2 separate regions of the Homo sapiens genome follow, and region 2 is linked to region 1. Evidence: chromatin contacts called from ENCODE Hi-C data. All regions are on one chromosome and are shown on one strand. The core of a region is the stretch at or near the end of the contact, and the rest is flanking DNA. Distances in the headings are between cores, read along the strand shown.

Region 1 (2,637 bases), core at 1-2,500:
TTCTTTTCCTGTAGCACAGTGGTATATATTGCAGTTGAGGTGGGCAAGAAAAGTCATGCAGAAGGTATGGAAATATCTTAGTCATTTACATGCTGTGTTAACTGAAATTACTCATATTTATATTATTGTTTTTATAATTGTTATATTTTCCCAAGGAGTCCTGCCCTATAAATCCACAAATTTCAGATTTATTCATAAACAAACAGACCAGATTCTTCCTGTTGAAAGGTGAGGACTCTGAACAGGGTCTCTAGGTTAGTTCCACCATGTCTAGCAAAAGATAGTGTAATCTAGTCCATTAATTCCAGGCAATTACAGTTTTTTTTTTTTCCAACTCCCCTGTCATTAAAGATTGAAACTCAGTCCAGGGCTTTCTCCCAGTTCTCCTTGAGGTGTTGTCTGTGTTCTGTGGGGCCTTCTGTGGGTTCAGAGAATGGAAAGTTATAGTTCATTCTCGTCTGTTTCCATCCGGTAGCCTCCACTAGTCAGGGTCTCCCCCTTGCTATTTTCTGAGATGTGCAATTCAGTTTGATTCCCAGGTGTTCATCCCCTTCTATATTGACTTCAGCTGAGCTGTCGCTTCATTCTTATCAGATATCTAGCCAGATAGGACACCTGGTAGGTCTTTTTATCTAGCTGAAAATCCTTTATATGCCTGCTGTCTCTCTTGGAAATGTGGAAATAAATTTCATCATCTCCAAATATTTTTAATTCAGCCTAAGTAAAATTAAATTAATTCAGCCTAATTAAAACAATATAATTATTTTTAGTAGGAACCTTTGGAGAGACTTTTAGATAACTTTGATAAGTTATCTAAAAGTATTTTTGAAACACAATGGAAACTGAAAGTAACTAGTGGTTGGTTGCCGGGGTTAGGGAGAGGAGGAAGTGGACAGTGACTACTTTTGTTTTTCTTTTTGGGGTGATGAAAATGACCTGGAATTAGACAGTGATGATGGTTGCCTAACTTTGTGAATATACTAAAAACCACTAATTGTACACTTTTAAAAGATGACTTTGATGATATGTGAGTTATAGCTCAATTAAAAAATGGTGCTGAAACAAAGATTCTGAGCCATATTAGTTTTCTATTACTACCCTACCAAATTAACACAAATTTAGCAGCTTAAAATAGCAGCCATTTAATATCCCACAGGTTCTGTGCATCAGAACCACCACAGGGTGGTTCAGCTAGGTCTCTGCTTAGAGTCTCACAAGGCCAATCAAGGTGGCAGCGGGGCTACATTCCTTTCTAGAGGCACTAGGGGAACATCCGTTTCCAGGTGCATTCAGATTGTTGGTAGAATTCAGTTGCATGTGGCTGTAGAACTGTGGTCCCCCATTTCTTTGCTGGCTCTCTCTCTCTCTACCTCTTAGTACCATCCTGGTAGTAAATGCCATTAATGTATTTGACAAGAAGTCTGTCATTAGCATGCTTCCCAGGAGATTTGATTAGATTGTGTCTTTCTGGAAGTGACACTAGCAGGAGAAAATCAATTGCAAGCCTGCTGTTAATGCTTCCTTCCCAGGTTTATGTCTCTTAGAGCCCTTTCCTGAAACGTGGAAATAAATTTTATCATCTCCAAATATATTTAAATCAGCCTGTTATCTGTAGAAGCTCCCCTCTTTTTATTCTTGGTTTGTTAAAAAAAAAACTAGGTAATTTTTCCTGCACCATATTCTAGATTTGTCTGATCGTTTCTTCATTTAGTGTCGTTTAGCTTGTTTCTCTTTCCTTTTTTTACCCCTGTAACCCGGTCATTAATCTGTGCTCATTGAGGTAGAGAGGTTTAAATAGATTGGAGTTCAAATTTTCTTTTTTTTTTTCCTTTTTTCTTTTTTGAGACAGCATCTCACTCTGTCGCCCAGGCTGGGTGCAGTGGCATGGTCTCGGCTCACCGCAACCTCCGGCTCCCGGGTTTAAGTGATTCTCCTGCCTCAGCCTCCTGAGTACCTGGGACTACAGGCGCCTGCCACCTCGCCCAACTAATTTTTGTGTTTTTAGTAGAGATGGAGTTTCACCATGTTGGCCGGGCTGGGCTCAAACTTGACGTCAAGTGATCTGCCCACCTCGGCCTCCCTAAAGTGCTGGGATTACAGGTGTGATCCACCTCGCTTGGCCTCAAATTTTTTTAGAAATGAATCTTTCATAAGTATTGTGCACTTCTCTCTCGCACATGGCACATGTGTTTGCTTATTTTAATTTTAGGGATGAGGAGATTGAGTTTGGATCGTGTCACACCCTCTATCAAGTATCCCCGTCAACCCCTCAGCTTTTTACTCTGTTAGCATTTACTAATGATCCTTGCCTAGAGTCATTATTAGGGGCTGCCAAATGGTGTCTTTCTAATTCTGCCATTTATAGATTAGTTTTTTAAAAGTTATGTATGTAGGCATAATTTTTTTGTATTTGTTTTAGTTACTGTACACAGCTTTATTTGGGATAAGATTAAGATTCTTAAATTTCTTTATTTTCTTTGCTATGCCAGTGAGGAAAGCCAGGGAAAAATAGCATTAAATTCTTCTTATACAGGCAAAATTGTGACAAGAGAGTACAAATGATTTACTTAGAACCTTTTTTTTTTTTGAGATAACAAGCTAGTGACTTTCCTGAATTAAATTTGTAAGTTTCTGAAA
Region 2 (2,717 bases), core at 76-2,575, 530 kb before region 1:
GGGCCTTATCCCTCCTGCTATATGGTAGCAAAATAAGAAAATAAAAACCAAAGTAATATGCGTTCAATTGCTGTTACTGTTTACTCAATGTCAAAATTAAATTTCAGAATATAAAAGATTATAAGAATTTAAAAAGGAAAACAGTATAATATTCTAGGGGAAAAGGAAAGAGTTATTAGGGGAAGTATTAAATAACTCCCTTTTTTTGCCCCAGAAAAGTACTAGCAGTTTCTTTTGACTCTTACGTGCAGATTAAACCCCCTTTAAAAGAAACTTTTCCCGGGGGACCAGGGGAAGGAAGGGAAAGGTTAAAGGGAATTTATAATATCAATAAAATGTCTATAACACCTCAAAACCTCTTCCAGTATCCCCTCCTACCTTCTACCTATACTGCCAACTGAGGCCAGACCATATCACTCACCAGTAAAACATGCCTGCCTTGAGTCAGGGGAGCTGAGAAACATAGCCACCCGTCACTCAGTTGGGCAACACAACACAACAGTATTTTTAGGAGGGGGAAAATAGCTTTTCACTTCAAACGACTGGAGGAATTTAAGTAGGCCGCATGTAATTACATGAGCTAGACTAGTTATGACACTGACTTTAACACTTCTACTCTTGCAAAAAGTGTCATGGGATCTCTTTACTGGTCATAAGCTCCAAGGGACTTGGTCTCATATGAGACCCACCACCAGTGAGAAAACCCAGCAGTACAGCGCCCCCTGGGCTCCAGACTGAGTCACTGATAAAGTCCACAGGGCCATCCACTAATGATAATCGCTGTAGCATCCATTATTTCTTTCCTAGCTGTCACCTGTTGCAGGTTTGAGATTGTGGCTCTGGGAACACACATCTGCCAGATTAATGAGGTTGTGTGACATACGTGAGAGAAACCACTCTGCCCTAGTAAGCTTTCTACTCATACCCCAGGTAGTTAATTTTATATACAAATTCCTGTGGATCAGTCTAGCACATGGTCATAGAATTTCAGAGAAAGCTGGAAGAGACCCTTCCTCTGGTCGCCACACTTCCCTGATTAAAAGTTAAGTTGTTCAACATCACATTGCCACTCAGTGGTGGAACTGGACAAACCCAGGCCTCCTGATTCCAAGACCAGCACTCTTTCTTGTTCACACTTGGAATAGACTGTTACTCTTGAAAAAACTGCTATAAAGTAATGTATTGGACTCGAACAGGCTTTTCCCTTTTGGGTTGAAAGCTGCATGAAATAACCCTGTCCCTGTGATGAGTCACAGAAGCCACAGAGGTTAGCTGTTACATGACTCGTAGTCCTATCCACATGAATGGGCAATTTTGTAATATATGCCTGAATTCTGAGGGCTTTCTCTGTCTCTAAAGCTATGCAATCAAAACCACATGAGAGTAGAAGAGAGATGCATGATTGAGAGGCATGTTAACGACTTACGGGTGATGATGTAGTCCTGAGTTAGAGTCTCAGCTTGTTTTGCCTTCCGCTGGGTTTTAACCACACATAATTTTGCTCCCCTAACGGGTGTAAAAGCAAATTATTTTCTTTACTTGGTCTTAGAAACAGAAAATTTCATGTTGAAAACATGAGATACTTTCAGGAACATACTCTGTGCATGCACTCCATCTACACAAGTACTTGACTTTCTGAGGGATGGCAACAGATGGGCTCTCAGTGATAAAAGCTTAAACTTATGGAAAAGCAAGTCTGTCAGTCAGTGGTTATTAACAAGCAAGAGGGTTGGAGAGGTAACAGGGCAACAGGACACAAGTTTACAAAACCTATAGGAATAATGTGAAATTTTAAGATCTTAAATAATAAAATTACCCAACCTTTTCACTCTAAAGGTCACAGGGTTAAAATTTTAGTTTATGTCTCAGACTAAAGCAACCTGGGTGGTCTACACCCCAAATGGCATATGTCCACTTTTCAAATACAAGAGTACAAGTGTCTGGAACTGAGTTGGCTTGGCAGTGTTGCCGAGGGGCTATGGCCCAAGAATGTGTGGGATTAACCAAAAATGTGCTTAGAACATTGCACTTCTCCTTAGTAGTACAGAGTTATCCTTTTCAAGAGAAGCAAATACAAATAAGTAAATTTCTTAAAGCAAAGCTTCCACAGAAAGTGCCTTCTAAATGGGTGCTATCAAATGAGGCTCATCATTTTCTCAAGTGAAACAGACTCCCATCCTAAGTACATTAGCATTTTTAATTTCTTTTTTAAAAAACAAATAAAATCCTATTTGTTTTCAAATACCATAAATATACTTTATTGTATAAGGCCAGGATTCCAACTCTAGTCCAGGAAGCTCTGAAGGAAGATGGGGCTGTCTGCTTCTATTCAGAGCAAAATTATGGCCAATGAATATTCATTAATAGAGGCTGGCTTTCCTTTCCTCAAAGGATGTGGGACCTTAAAACAGGTTTATATGGGACCCCAGTAAATTTCACATGTGAATTTTAATGCTAGTTAACCAAGTCTTACTCTAAAGAAAGCTTATCAGTCACTGTACTTTAAGAGAGAGAAACAAAACCATCTTTTCTGGGTGATGACACATATCCATCTTTGTGCCTAAGCAAAACGGAAATAACTGAGGAAATGACTGAACCTCTAGTTACGTTTTCAGACTTTTGAAATACAGTGGTATGCTTAAGTTTGAAACTTGGGTGGGCATGGGGGTGGAGGGGAAACGTATCTGTGCTGTCCCTTTCTGCGGACAGAGAATAAT

The links. Hi-C counts contacts between places; a loop is a spot of excess contacts on that map. Pooled maps may share reads with other maps.
Region 2: a loop to region 1 is called in a pooled map, with 4 times the contacts of the local background. The contact joins two enhancer-like sites. A Hi-C loop is called at or near these places in 3 of 37 single-sample maps with no recorded cell type and 5 of 50 pooled maps.

The regions. Positions count from the first base shown.
Region 1 is chr5:37,196,129-37,198,765 of GRCh38, reverse strand. It overlaps CPLANE1 (ciliogenesis and planar polarity effector complex subunit 1), which reads left to right. Exons shown (of 53, transcript NM_001384732.1): 20 at 1-64. Among named protein-coding and RNA genes, the nearest start is that of CPLANE1-AS1, 52 kb to the left of the region's middle. Within about 2 kb of position 1,250, at least 5 of the 41 ENCODE cell types and tissues checked have a DNase peak (open chromatin) inside an H3K27ac peak, as active enhancers do.
Region 2 is chr5:37,721,644-37,724,360 of GRCh38, reverse strand. It overlaps WDR70 (WD repeat domain 70), which reads right to left. Exons shown (of 18, transcript NM_018034.4): 15 at 1,427-1,506. Among named protein-coding and RNA genes, the nearest start is that of GDNF-AS1, 120 kb to the left of the region's middle. RefSeq lists an enhancer at 1-329. Within about 2 kb of position 1,325, at least 4 of the 41 ENCODE cell types and tissues checked have a DNase peak (open chromatin) inside an H3K27ac peak, as active enhancers do.